Regions from separate parts of the Homo sapiens genome. Here region 1 is linked to region 2. The links are chromatin loops, found by intact Hi-C in ENCODE. Cell type or tissue: psoas muscle. All regions are shown on one strand. Links, peaks and the distances in the headings refer to the core of each region. The heading gives the core; the rest is flanking DNA. Region 1 overlaps RERE (arginine-glutamic acid dipeptide repeats). Region 2 has its middle 18 kb from the start of MIR6728.

Region 1 (7,039 bases), core at 795-5,794, 140 kb after region 2:
TGGAAAGTGGCCCAAAGTTGCCATCTTCAGAAGATATGGTTATGATTCTTCCTTTGCTGTGACAGAGCGGAGTGGTGGAGAGAGTCCATGCAGGGTGGTTGCTCCAGGTTAAGGGTCTGGAATAATGTGGGTCCTGTTCAGCTATTGCTAAGGTTCCCCTTCACATTTCCCCTGTGTGATGTTTCTGGTCATAGCTTTAATGTTAGTTTAACTAGACTTTCGATTTAATTATAACTGTTAGGATAAAGTCAGATGTCAGCTCACTTGGCTGCATGCTGAGGCCTGTAGAATATAGAGTGCTTTGCTTCCAGCCACATCTGTTGTCTCCTCTCATTATCTGTTAATGGTACTCAACTTGACAGGGTTGTTTTGATAAATGACGGGTGTTATGGAAACGGAGAGCTGGAATTTGTGTGGAATGGAGCTTAGGACAAAAAGAAGCAATGGTGCAGACCAGGCCAGGGAGATAACATGGGAACCAAGGAATCCCTTGTGGAATGCTGACAGTCATAATGAGTATTAATTTGGGAGGGATGTGGTATATCTAATATTTTTCATTTATCTTACATAATTATTCTTCCTATTACTTTTTCATGTGGTCATGTGCAAAACACCTGAAAAATTATAGTTTTTGTTGTAATAACTTTGATTTTTCCTCTTCACAAAGTAATTTACAAACTCATACTAATGAGGGTTAAAACAAATGTTTCACTTTGAGGAGTACACCCACCATTGAGTTCCTAGGTGGAAAGAGCTCTTTCGAAGGCTTCCATGTCAGGTCTGTTACTTAGAGAAAAAAACCTGAAAATAAAGTAAGTTCAGTGTAAAAGGGAGGTAAGAATGAACTCCCCTCATTCACAGCAGAATTTGGTAGTGCTTTTGCATTCTGAGAAGCTTTGAAGACAAACTAGTGTACAAAGTACTTTCTAAGTTTTATATTCTGTTTATATTGCTCTGTGTGTATACAAGATTTAGTCCTCTGTCCAGTTTACCTGTGGCTGTTTGCATATCCCTTAAGGGCTGGGTAATAGGAAGAACTTGGCTTGAATAAACTAGCGATGGCTTCTATACTTCATTAACTCTTAAAAAGTGTAGCTTGGAAATAGGACACTAGTTAGGATCTCTGTGTTTTTGAGTAACCCCAGGCACAATTATTTTATATCTTCATAAAATGGGGATAAAAATCCTCCTTTTTACTAGACTTTTTATTTTTCTAAATTTTTTTTTAGAGACTGAGTCTTGTTATGTTGCTGGACTCAAACTCCTAGGCTCAAAGGATCCTCCTGTCTCAGCCTCCTGAGCGGCTGGGACTACAGGCGTGAACCACCACTCTTGGCTTACTAGGCTTTTAAAGGTTAATAGAAGACATTCTTTTTTTTTTTTTTTTTTTTTTTTTGGAGACGGAGTCTTGCTCTGTCACCCAGCCTGGAGTGCATGGCAATATCAGCTCACGGCAAGCTCCACCTCCTGGGTTCACACCATTCTCCTGCCTTAGCCTCCCTAGTAGCTGGGACTACAGGTGGCCGCCACCACGCCCGGCTAATTTTTTGTATTTTTAGTAAAGACAGGGTTTCACCATGTTAGCCAGGATGGTCTCGATCTCCTGACCTCATGATCTGCCCACCTCGGCCTCCCAAAGTGCTGGGATTATAGGCGTGAGCCACCGCATCCGGCCAATAGAAGATATTCTTATTTGCATAGATGTTACTTATTTGAGATAGGCTTCTTTGTGCCAAGAAATGTGCAGAGAATATATGGAGTGAGTAAAGCAGTGTTGTTGACCTCAGTTCATTTATTCATTCAACAGATTTGTGTACCTGACATAAATCTACATGATGAGCAAACATATAGAACCTTCTCTATAGAACTCTATGGAACTGTTTAGAAGGGGCTATGAGTGTTAAAAAAAATCACACCCATGACTTACAAACGGAGATCAATGCTGTGAAGGAGGAACACAGTTCTATGAGAACTTATAACAAAGGAACTTGACCTAGAATGGGATCTCAGGGGAAGCTTCTCTGAAAAAGTGATGTTTGACCTGAGATCTGAAGGAGGCTTTAAACGGTCTGTGAGTGGCTGTTTGGGGCTGCAAGGAGATTATTCCTGCTCTGGTGGGAAGAAGCCTGCTGGCCTGTGGTAGAAATCCCTATACCTGGGGGAAGTGGAAAAACTGGTGTAACTGCAAAGTGGGGGGCTGGGTGCAGGTTGGATTAGCAGCAGGTGCAAGATGAGCACAAAAGAATTTGAGTGGCATAAAATGCTGTCAAAGCATTTAGAATCCCTGAGAGACTAGGTACAGTATGAATTCAGAATAGAGCGGTTTGCTTCTTCTCACCAGCCTTTTCCAACTCACTATAAACTGGCACTTTTAAAATGGTCTGTAGAAAAGAAAAAAGAAATTCTTTTCAGCCTGTGCCATGTGTCTGGATATAGCTGGTTAGAAAATTGGAAGTGTGTCCAAGTACAGGAGTAGCTTTGTAGCAAGGCTTTAGGATCAATTTCATCTCTGACATATATGGAGTAATCTCATAGCCACTTGGATATGAAGCAGATTTTCAAGTCACAGGTCCCCCTCAGGATGGTTTCACTGAGGAATGGTGTTTAGTGGAGCTTATAGCAGAGCTAGATTTGCACTACAGACCATCTCTGATTTGTATTGATCACAGCCACCTTTCAGGGGGGCAAAGACATTATGCCTCATCAGCTCTTGCTCTCAGTACATGTGCTGTGTTAGGAGTTTGAGACAGATATTTCTATGTCCTGTAGAATAACTTGATTTGTCTTTAAAGAGAGACCAGCAGAGTTATCTTTAAATAGCAAACATGCATGTGCATGTCTGTTTGGCTGTCTGTGGCAACAAAGCAGGACCCCTGGGTTCTATTCAGCCTGGCCCCACCCCCATCTTGTTGAGAGACTATAGGCAAATCACTTTAATCTGTCTAAATTTCTCTGTTTATTGGAAAGAGAGTACCTGATAATGCAGCCACTTTATAGGGCCTTGGAAAGTCTAATTAACATTTATGAAGCTATTTGAGAGTTCCATGAAACTTGCCTGGAAGGGGAAAGGTGTAATAGTGAAGATACCAGAAGTAATCATTTAAATTTTCAGCTTGTACCTTTCTAATTTGGGTTGACACTGAGTGAACTTAATAGTTAGAATTTGTATTTTATAGGAATACATTTAAAAAATTCCTATACAATGTCTTTGGGAGGACAAAATGATCTTGGCTATCACCACTAGAGAATACATGCTTTAAATGTACTTTAATTTTAATAAAATTTAGCAAGTTGATATATATATTTTTTACCAGAATTAATTGTGGGTGGGTAAGAAATTAGTTTGAAATTAACAGTTGGTAATCTGTTAAGATTCACATAAAAATTGAATTAATGAGGGAGTTTGGAATCTGGTAGCTGGTAGGTTATATGTTTATTTAAAGCCACATGGTAAGGAATGTGCACTTATTTTGCTTCCTTATTAGATGAATTTCAATCATGCACAATTTAAGCTATGTCTTGTCTAACAGATGGATCTTTATTTACTTGTGGAAAAGGGATTGGTGAGATTTTTAAACAAATGGCTTGCAGAGAATTCTTAATGTGTAAGGAAAACTGGGGTCAGAAGTGTTCTTTGACACGAAACAATGCTGCTTTCTCCCGGTGCATCTTTGAAATAAATGTTTAGCTTGTCTGTGATTGTTGGTTGTTTCATCTGCATTTATTAGACGTCAGAGGTGGTTGGCATTAATATTCCTGGCAGAAGCAGAGGCAGCTCTAGGATGTGTGAAATGCTGATCACTCACAGGGATGCGCTGCCTCTTTAATATCTTGCTTGCAGATGCATTTTCTAGCTGACCACGCTATTAAGAGCTGCCATCAATCACGCAGGCTCCCAGTTCCGGCTGTCGGAGGGGAGGGAGGATTGGAGCGGGTGGAGGCTGGCCAAGCAACGAAGGAGATAAAATTGCAGCTGGCATTGTGTGTGCGCGCGCCCGCGGCGGCGGCCAGCAGGGGTGCGCGCGGAGCGGGCTGGGCTCCAGCCCGGGTTTTGCCGGCCGCCGCCGTCGCGGGGAGTCTGCTCTTTCTCTCCCGGCGTCTGGGTCACCGGCATGTGGCAGTGCTGGCCCGGCCTCCCGGGCTGAAGGAGTGCGAGCTGAGTGCCGCGGCCGTGGGCAGCAGGCTCGGGCCAGGGCGGCCGCCTCCCTAGCCGCGGGCGGGGCCCCGCGCGGCCACCGCCTCCCGGAGCCGCCAAGCCGCCGGGACCTGCGCCCGCGCCGCGGTGCCCTGCGGCCGCTCAGGCCTCCTTTTGTTTTAGCAAGTGCACTTCACTCCCCGGGCCCCCACCTGCCCGCCTGCGCCGCCCCTTTCCGCGGGTCCGGAGTTGGCGGGGCCCTGCGCCGGAGGAGGAGGACCAGGCCCGCGGGCTCAGCTCTCGCCGCCAGCGGGCCGCAGGCAAGTGGCCGGCGGCCTCGTGCGTCGAGGGGGACGCGAATCTCGGGCCAGAAAGTTGGACAAGTGCGGGCGGGGGGCTCGGGGTGGGTGCACGGAGTGTTCCAGCCGACCCTAGAAAGATGGAACTCGGGTGTTCCTAAGAATGATGATGGCTTTCCAGGAACGGGGAGTCAGTATTTGCCGTGTCCCATTGCATTTCTGTTGGGCTCACTAGTTTTTAAGTAGCCCCAAACTCTTGAAATCTCAGTTAATTAAATCGAACAGAAAACATTTTTTTGAGGGGGGAGAGAAAACACTATTTAAAAATACATGTATATGTATATATTTTTATTTTTTTCTTCTGAAAGGAAAGTGCTTTTGAAGCCGAGTATAATGCAGAAGTCGCTCTTTGATCAGAAACTTCATTGCTTTACTGTGGAATAAACAAGTTTAAAAATAAAATGAATTTGATGGACTTGATTTGAGGCTACTTAAGTGACAAATGAAATTTTCTTCTTGGACCGAACTACTGTTATTTTGCCAGAGTAGCTAAAATGCGGAGGTACTCTTGACGATTGTTTTACGTTTAAATTGTTAAAAGAATTTTTTAGTGTGGGATGCTGTCTTCCTTGTTTCTCCTCTCTTGTTTACTCAACTCTTGTTTTCTGAAACTGTAGGGAGACCTGCTTGACCACTTTTTGTTTGCTGAGAAGGAAACTCCTGTAATAGGTTACTTTGTTTTACTTGCAGCCCTTAAGCGTCCCTGGCGCACATGTGCCCCGCGCTCTGTGGGCATTGTTTGGCTGGAGGCCTCTCAGCCACACGGAAAATCTAAAAAATGGTCTGTGAATGAACACGGGTGTCTACAGAGAAATTCCATTTTCCCTTTGTGCCTCTGTGTTTTAAGATTGAGACACTGAGTAAAAGTTGAGAACAGATTTAACAAAGTCCTCACAATTCTGTGCCAAAATTACTGTTTTGAGTTCTGGCTTTTTTTTTTTTTTCCTCTTTCTGGAAACTCCAAATTTAAAGTAGACATGATTTGAAACCTTACAGATGGGAACAATATCCCATGTAAGCACGTTGATCTGTGGGCAATTATTTCCAGAAGCACAACCAACTCTACATTTTTATGCATGTGTTAGACTTGGGCTCTGAGAGGCAGTTGCCTTTCTGAATATTTACATTGCCTAGTAAATTACACAAGGCAGATTTTTAGATGCTTAACAGCAGCTTCACAATAGTGTGGGGGCAGCAGAGTTGAGCTTGTATTTTTTTTTTCTAACTCTGTAATTTAGTAGTGTTTAAACTATTTTATAAAGATCCCTGGGACCAGTGAAAGATGGTTTTTCAGTCCAGAGCAGTTGAGCGCTCATTGTACTCCGGCAGGCGCTGGCGCTTGGCAGGCTGCACTTGAAATGTTATTTGATCTGGTTGCATGATAGAATTGACCAAGATTACACTTTTTCCCTCCCCGTGGCTGATGAAAGCAATGCATCTGCGAGAAGTGTTCAATAACATATTTAAAGACTTAACCCACATTCATTCACTCTAAGATTTCCAGAAAAAGGCCGTTTAGATTTTTGTCTTGTTTTGTGGTTTTTGCATTTATGAATTGAGGCAAGAGCTGACGTAATGTAGCTGTACCACTTCCTTTGTGTGTGTGTTTTTATAGCGTATAGGATATGTTACAATCTACATGGTTGTGATTATTTTTGAAATGCCTGAGAGAGGGAGGGAGGGAGTGTGTGCGTGTGTGTGTGTGTGTGTGTGTGTGTGTGTGTGTGTATTCCCCTCACCCCCATCCCGGTGCCTTCAGCTATATGGCAATTCATTTTTTACATTGTAGGTTAGGGGAGGGAAGACTGTGATGGTAAACCCCATCAACGTATCAGTAAGGCTCAGTGAATTGCCTGTGTGTGATGCAGACTAGCTTTTCATTTTAACTAGTGCAACTGTGTACAGCTGTTAGGTCAGAATGCATTGGCTGCTCCTACAGGGTAGTTTTATCTTACACTGAAGGTTTTATGGACTTGACTGGTTGTGTTTCTTAATCCCTCTCCCATGCCACCGTGCTTGCTTTTAAGCAAGTGATAGAACAAGACAAGCTTTTGTTTACTTATTTAATAGTTGACTTGTGAGAGATTTATTTTTGATTTTGAGGAAATTGGTAAACCATGTAACTTATTAGTAGGTATTATATTTACCATGCTTTTCCAAGGCCAAAGGGTTTTGCTTGCTATTGTGTAGGCTGAGAAGCCGATGGAGCCATCCATTTTATAATGACATAGGAAGCCAATATTTTGTGTAAAAATCAACAATGAAAAATGGGTTCTTTGTTAACTAGTCTAGGATTAGTTTGTAAAACTCAAGCAGAAATAAATGTTGGCATCATTGGAGATAAGGTGGCTAGAATGTTTCCCCCTTGTCTCTTACCTCTCGTTACATTGTACAAAAGGACTTGAGCAACCCATTGACCAACAGCAGTTTGGCCATGGGCTGGGTGGCACATAGAAGCTTTTAGACGTGTCTGCTCAGGGGCATGTGTGGCCAACTTGATATTTTATAGTGTTATTGTTTCAAGTTATTAGAAAGTATTTATGAG
Region 2 (7,039 bases), core at 1,145-6,144:
CACAATGGCTGTACCATGTTACTTTTCCACCAGCAGGGTTCAAGGAGTCCGAGTTTCCACATCCTCACCAACAATGGTTATTTTCTGGGTTTTTTGTTTTTTGTTTTTTTTAGACAGAGTCTTGCGCTGTCACCCAGGCTGGAGTGCAGTGACGCGATCTCGGCTCACTGCAATCTCCGCCTCCTGGGATCAATCAATTCTCCTGCCTCAGCCTCCCGAGTAGCTGGGAGTACAGGCGTGTGCCACCATGCCCAGCTAATTTTTGTATTTTTAGTAAAGACTGGGTTTCACCATGTTGGCCAGGCTGTTCTTGAACTCCTGACCTCAGGTGATCCGCCTGCCTTGGCCTCCCAAAGTGCTGGGATTACAGGCATGAGCCACTGCGCCCAGCCGTTTTTTGTGTTTTTAAATTCCATCCTAATGGTTGTGAAGGGGTATCTCATTGTGGGTTTGATTTACATTTCTCGAATGGCTAATGATGTTGAACATCTTTTCATGTGCTTACTGTCAATTTGTTTTTGTTGCTCTTGTTTCTGAGACAGAGTTTCTCTCTGTCACCCAGGCTGGAGTGCAGTGGCTTGATCAGGGCTCACCAAAGCCTTGACTTCCTGGGCTCAAGCAATCCTCCCGCCTCAGCCCCTCAAGTAACTGAGACTCCAGGTGAGCGCCACCATGCCCAACTAATTTTTTTGTATTTTTTGGTAGAGACGGGGTTTTGCCATGTTGCCCAGGCTGGTCTCAAACTCCTGAGCTCAAGCAATCCTCCAATCTCAGTCTCCCAAAGTGCGAGCCACTGTGTCTGGCCATCAACTTGTAATCTTGGAGATATGACTATTCAAGTACTTTTTTTTTTTTTTTGAGACAGGGTCTCACTCTGTTGCCCAGGCTGGAGTGCGGTGGCGCACTTGTAGCTCACTGCAGCCTTGATCTCCCACCTCAGCCTCCCAAGTAGCTGGGACTACAGGCATGTACCACTACACTCAGCTAATTTTTTTTTTTTTTTTTTTTTTTTTTGTGGAGTCGAGGGTCTCACAATGTTGCCCAGGCTGGTCTCAAATTCCTAGGTTCAAGCAATCCTCCTTCGCTTTTTTTTTTTTTTTTTTTTTGAGACAGATTCTTACTCTGTCACCCAGGCTGGAGCGCAGTGGCACGATCTCGGCTCACTGCAACCTCCACCTCCTGGGCTCAAGCAATTCTCCTGCCTCAGCCTCCCGAGTAGCTGGGATTACAGGCACCCACCACCACGCCCAGCTAATTTTTTGTATTTTTAGTAGAGATGGGCTTTCACTATGTTGTCTAGGCTGGTCAAGAACTCCTGACCTCAGGTGATCTGCCCACCTTGGCCTCCCAAACTACTGGGGTTATAGGCATGAGCCACCGCACCCAGCCCTTTGCCCATTTTTGAATTGAGTTGCTTGTGTTTTTTTGTTGAGTTGTAGAATTCTGATAGAACTGATAGTTACATGATTTACAAACATTTTCTCCCATTCTGTAGGTTGTCTTTTCACTTTCTTGATAGTGCCTTATATAACTTTTTATTTACTTTTATTTATTTATTTTTTTGAGCCAGGTTCTTGCTTTGTCACCCAGGCTGGAGTACAGTGGAACAGTCATAGCTCACTGCAACCTCAAACTCCTGGGCTCAAGTGATCCCCTCACTCAGCCCCCCAAGTAGCTGGGACTAGAGATGCACGCCACCACATCCAGCTAATTTTTCAAAATTTTTTTGTAGAGATGAGGTCTCACTATGTTGCCCAGGCTGGTCTTGAGCCCAGCTTGAGCGCAAGCCATCCTCCTGCCTTGGCCTCCCAAGGTGCTAGGATTACAGGCGTGAGCCACCATGCCCAGCCAATAGTGTCCTTTGATGCACAAGAGTGTTTACTTCTGATGAGGTCCACTTTGTCTATTTTGTTGTTGCTGCTGTGCTTTTGGTATTGTATTTAAGAAACCATTGCCTAATCCAAGCTCCAAAAGATTTGCACCTGTTAATTCCTTCTAAGAGTCTAATAGTTTTAGGTCTTTCATTTAGGTCTATGAGCCATTTGAGTTCATTTTTATATAAGGTTGCATGTGGATATCCAGTTGTCCCAGTACCGTTTGTTGAAAAGGTGTCTTTTTTTTTTTTAAAGCGTCTTTAAAAAAAAAAGTCTAAGTCTTAACTGCCAACAGATCACCTTAAAAACTGCTGAAGGACGGGCACAGTGGCTCACGCCTGTAATCCCAGCACTTTGGGAGGCTGAGGTGGGCGGGTCACCTGAGGTCAGAAGTTTGAAACCAGCCTGGCCAACATGGTGAAACCCCGTCTCTACTAAAAATACAAAAATTAGCTGGGTGTGGTGGCGCACACCTGTAATCCCCAGCTACTTAGGAGTCTGAGGCACGAGAATCACCTGAACCCGGGAAGCAGCGGTTGCAGCGAGCAGAGATCGCACCATTGCACTCCATTGCACTCCAGCCTGGGTGACAGAGTGAGACTCTGTCTCAAAAAAAAGCGAAACAACCAAAAACACTGTTGAAAATGTGGTGTTTTCAGACAGTGTGCTCAGAGGTCGTGGCCACTCCCAGTACACACCCACCCCCAGCTGTCCTTCTTGTTATTATTAAGAAAGAGCGCCGCTGTGCAGTTAGCACTGTTAAAACTGCTGCCTTCACTGAGCTTACACCAGGCTAGGCTAGGACTGGGAAAATTGAAGCTCTAGGTCGGCCAGTGTACAACCAGGACTCCTGGCCAGAACATACAATGCCTGAGGGCTGAGGGCCACGGGGCTGGAGAGGAGCTCTTCTGTACCGGGGGGGGTTGGAGGGGGTTAATCCTTCCCCCAACCTTCTGCAGGTGCAGCTCAGCTTTCCCTGCCATGAGAGCAGGGCGCCCCTGCATCCGCCTGCTAGGGGTGCGGTGAGACACAATATGTAAGGAGCCCTGGTCAGGGCCCTCATCCTGGCTACTCCTCCTGGCTACTCTATTTATTTATTTATTTATTTATTTATTTCTGCATATGAAAGCCAGGTCACAGCTACTCTTTAACTGTGCAGAAGGTCAGCTGGTGGTCCAGGTCCAGACGCGCCCAGGAGCTTCCTTCAGCCGCCAGGGGGCGCAGTGGGGCTGCCCCAAGACCCTGGGCCTCCGTGGCCTCCCCTAGCTGCTGGCTCTGCACGCTGCCTGGCTGGGCTGGCTGCCATCCCAGCCCTTCCTTCTCTCCAGCCCCAGCTGGCTGGCGCAGGTTTACTGTTGCAAGTGGACTGTACCCTGTGGCTCACAGGGACTCAGAGCCAGAGTGAAGCCAGCCCAGAGCTCTGGGCAAAGCTCGGTGAGATGAATGGAGCTGTCACTGGATAAAGGGAGATTCCCGGACAGCACATCCTTGTCAACACTCTCTCCTGTGTCACCGCAGATGCTGGGACGAGGCACAGCAGAGGCCATGGGACCTGGTCAAAGCGAGACTTCTTCCTTGGCCCATTTTGATTTCTTTTTTGTTGTCGTCGTTGAGACAGAGTCTAGCTTTGTCGCCCAGGCTGGAGTGCAGTGGCGTGATCTCAGCACACTGCAACCTTTACATCCTGGATTCAAGTGATTCTCCTGCCTCAGCCTCCCGAGTAGCTGGGATTACAGGTGCCTGCCATCATGCCCAGCTAATTTTTGTATTTTTAGTAGAGACGGGGTTTCACCATGTTGGCCAGGCTGGTCTCGAACTCCTGACTTCAGGTGATCCACTCGCCTTGGCCTCCCAAAGTGCTGGGATTACAGGCATGAGCCACTGCGCCCGGCCTCCCACTTTGATTTCTGAACCTTTTGGGTAACATCTCCTTCCCTCACATTTCTTGTGTGTTGAGGTCTTTTGTTCAGGCTTTCAGTGGATGAAAGGACAGAGGAGGAAACAGCTGTGGGAAGAGCAGCTGCTGTGCCTCCCTGCCTCTCTGCTTGGCCACAGCTCCCCTCCCTCTCTGGCTGCCCTAGCACTGAACTCTGATCTTCAGCAGTGAGACCTAGTACCTGCCTCCGCCTCACTGGGAAGCAAAGCCGCAGAGCAGGTGCAGCTGTGTGTGGCATGGCCAGCCACAAGCCAGAAAAACCAGCAAACCAGGGCCGGGAACAATACTTCCTGGGACCAGCCCCGGGGACCACTTTGGAAATGAGCATGGCAGAGGCAGCCACAGGGTGAGTACCCAAGTTCACGTGCACCTGCTTTAAAGGGAACCAGTGGGTTCTATGCCAAGTGCTCATATGGAGGGCATCTGTGGTCAGGCTGCAACTTCAGGGGAGAATTTCCACAGGTGTCCTGCACTGATTTCTGTCATTCCAAGTGACAGCACCTGTTTGAGGGAGTGCTCTAGGGCCATTCGGGGAGAATCAGTGACTCCACACAAGGCAGGGGCCCTGGGTGCCTGGTCTGGGGAAGGGCAGCCCGAGGCGGGGTCGGGAGTGATCAGATCCTTGGGTCTCTCCTCTTGGTCATCTTGGTCACACTTTTTCCCTGTTTTTATGGAATGTTGGGCCTCATCTCATCCACCAACATCAAAGCCAGCCAGCCAGCCAGCCAACCTCCATAGGAAATGGGCTGCAGTATTTGGCATAAAGAGCCTGCAGTGTTAAAAGACCCTTGTAAGTCTCTAGCCAACACCTTCCTAAGGCCTAGACACTGCAGAAATAATGCCTCATACTAGAGAAATATGACTTCCAGAGTAGAAACAGGGACAATTGCTGAAAAAACAAAGGCTTGACCAATCCTACTCTGCCCTAAGGGGAAGCTATGTGTTGGGGGTCTCTCACAGTAGGCGGTGGCCCCCTCCTCCTGAAAGAAGGCCACTCTCAGCTTACTTCACCAATAAACAGAGATGATGTCTCCACACTAATGTCACCCCAATTCAAATGACCTGGAAGTATAGAGACCTAGGGCCGGGCACGGTGGCTCACATCTGTAATCCTAGCACTTTGGGAGGCCAAGGCTCATTTGAGGTCAGGAGTTTGAGACCAGCCTGGCCAACATGATGAAACCCTGTCTCAACTAAACAACAACAACAACAACAAAATGAAGGCTAGACACAGTGGCTCACGTCTATAATCCCAGCTCTTTGGGAGGCTGAGTTGGGCGGATCACTTGAGGTCAGGAGTTCGAGACCAGCCTGGCCAACATGGTGAAACCCCATCTCTACTAAAAATACAAAAAAATTAGCTGGGCGTGGTGGCAGGCACCTATGATTTCAGCTATTCAGGAGGCTGAGACATGAGAATCACTTGAACCCAGGAGGCGGAGGTTGCAGTGAACCGAGATGACACCACAGCACTCCAGCCTGGGCAAAAGAGTGAGACTTTGTCTGCAAAGAAAAAAAAAATTACCCGGATGTGGTGGCGGGCGCTTGTAGTTCCAGCTGCTTGGGAAGCTGAGGCAGGAGAATCACTTGAACCCGGGAGGTGGAGGTTGCAGTGAGTTGAGATCGTGCCACTGCACTCCAGCCTGGGTGACAAAGCAAGACTCCATCTCAAAAAAAAAAAAAAGTATAGAGACTTAGAAATTCACTGCTGACCTCAAATGTGTGAGTCCCCCAAAAAGTATGCCCTGGCCTGCCTGGGTGTCCTTTGTCCTAACTGATCCCTGCAAAATAGCAGTGACAGCCTACTTATTAAATCTTGCCTGTACCTAAGTCCCACTCACATGGCAGGGTGGGGACTGGGGCTCCTCAGGGTTATTGTCACACGAGGTTCGGAGAGCAAAGTCCCTCAGGAACTATACACAGTGATGTGTCGTCAGACAGCACTTGAGACCTTGGGATGTAGCTCTTGCCAAAAACATGGTCACACACGAGCCAGGGGCAGAGGAGCTGCATTTATCAAACCAGCAGTGATGCTGGAAATCTATGTAGATGCTGGCATAAGCAGGCTCCCCACTTTGGTTCTCTTTTCTTCATAAGGGCTTTCTTTCTTTCTTTTTTTTTCCTGGACACCATAAGAAAACATCCCTAGGATGACAAGAATAACAAAAGTGTGCCAGATACAAAGCCTGTGAAGTGTTACGTTTGGGTTCCAAGCCATGTTTCTGCCTCCTTTGAGATGGTGGATGGAAGCTTACATTTCACTTGTCTCTAATTGCCTCCTTCCTGGAAAGGAGGGAAGATACAGCAGGTGACTGGGAAGGACGCAGAGGGAAAGGTGCAGAGAGCTTCCTGGGCTCTGCTATGCTTCCCAAGTCCCTGGGGCTAGTTTGATCCAAAGGCGAAAACAACAGCAAAGCCGTGCCCACGTGCTCGTCTGCTCCCCGGGGGGACCTGGGTTGGTGGACCTCGTCTGCTCCCCGGGGGGAGCCAGGTTGGTGGATCTGGGCTGATGGCGGCGCAGTGTCGGAAGAGGGCGTGGGTTTGGGGTCCAGTTGGTTCAGCATCTTTCATCTGCTGAACCTACAGCAGTGACCAATTCAAGGAAGTTTAAACCAAAAAGGACGTGGCTTCAGGCACGGCTGGGTCCAGAGACTGAGACGATGACATCAGGACTCAGCCTCAATCCATCTCTCCGCTTGGTGGCCCCAGCACCTCTGTAGGTTCAGCTCAGCACCCCTAGCTTCTTTCTCTCAATTGTTTCAGCAAAAACCCTAAGCCTGACTCTCATTGGCTCAAAATGGGTTACATGTGTATCCTTGAACCAATCACTATCGCCAAGGGAGATGGAATCACTGATTGATTAGGCCTGGGTCACATGGTCACCCTTAGATTCTGGAGATAGCTCAGCCTCGCCCAACAGAATGGACTGAGACTGGGAGGGGGGTGTTTCCCACCAGAAGAATGGGGCGCTGTGACTAGAGAAAGGGTGAATGCATGATGAGCAAAAACATCAATGCTCACTCTCTCAGAGCACTGATTCCTGCCACCGCTGGCTGTGTGGCTTTGGCCAGGTCACTTAACTTCTCTGAGCCTCAGCTGGAAACACAACTTGGTTCAGTCTTAATGGTTCCTTTCTTTGTAAAAACAGGAGAGGCTGGAGGTGTCCTGGGGTTCCTACTGTATCTGGAGGTTTCGTTAGAGTAGATTACAAGGTGACTTATTAAGAACT

Evidence for each region. Peaks named below come from ENCODE experiments on the same cell type or tissue, not always from the same donor. Only the 100,000 strongest peaks of a DNase experiment are listed, where the experiment ranks them.
Region 1: a loop joins it to region 2, with 7 times the contacts of the local background. A loop is called at or near these places in 16 of 110 quality-filtered maps.

What each region holds. Positions count from the first base shown.
Region 1 is chr1:8,700,471-8,707,509 of GRCh38, reverse strand. The region is part of intron 1 of RERE (arginine-glutamic acid dipeptide repeats); the gene reads left to right. Among named protein-coding and RNA genes, the nearest start is that of RERE, 110 kb to the left of the region's middle. RefSeq lists silencers at 3,857-4,476, 6,192-6,291. In psoas muscle, for the core only: a CTCF peak has its summit at 3,868; a DNase peak (open chromatin) is centred at 4,009; H3K4me3 peaks cover 2,424 bases; H3K27ac peaks cover 3,366 bases.
Region 2 is chr1:8,845,134-8,852,172 of GRCh38, reverse strand. No RefSeq gene overlaps it. Among named protein-coding and RNA genes, the nearest start is that of MIR6728, 18 kb to the left of the region's middle. In psoas muscle, for the core only: a CTCF peak has its summit at 3,090 (motif pointing right); DNase peaks (open chromatin) are centred at 2,832 and 3,162; H3K27ac peaks cover 2,025 bases.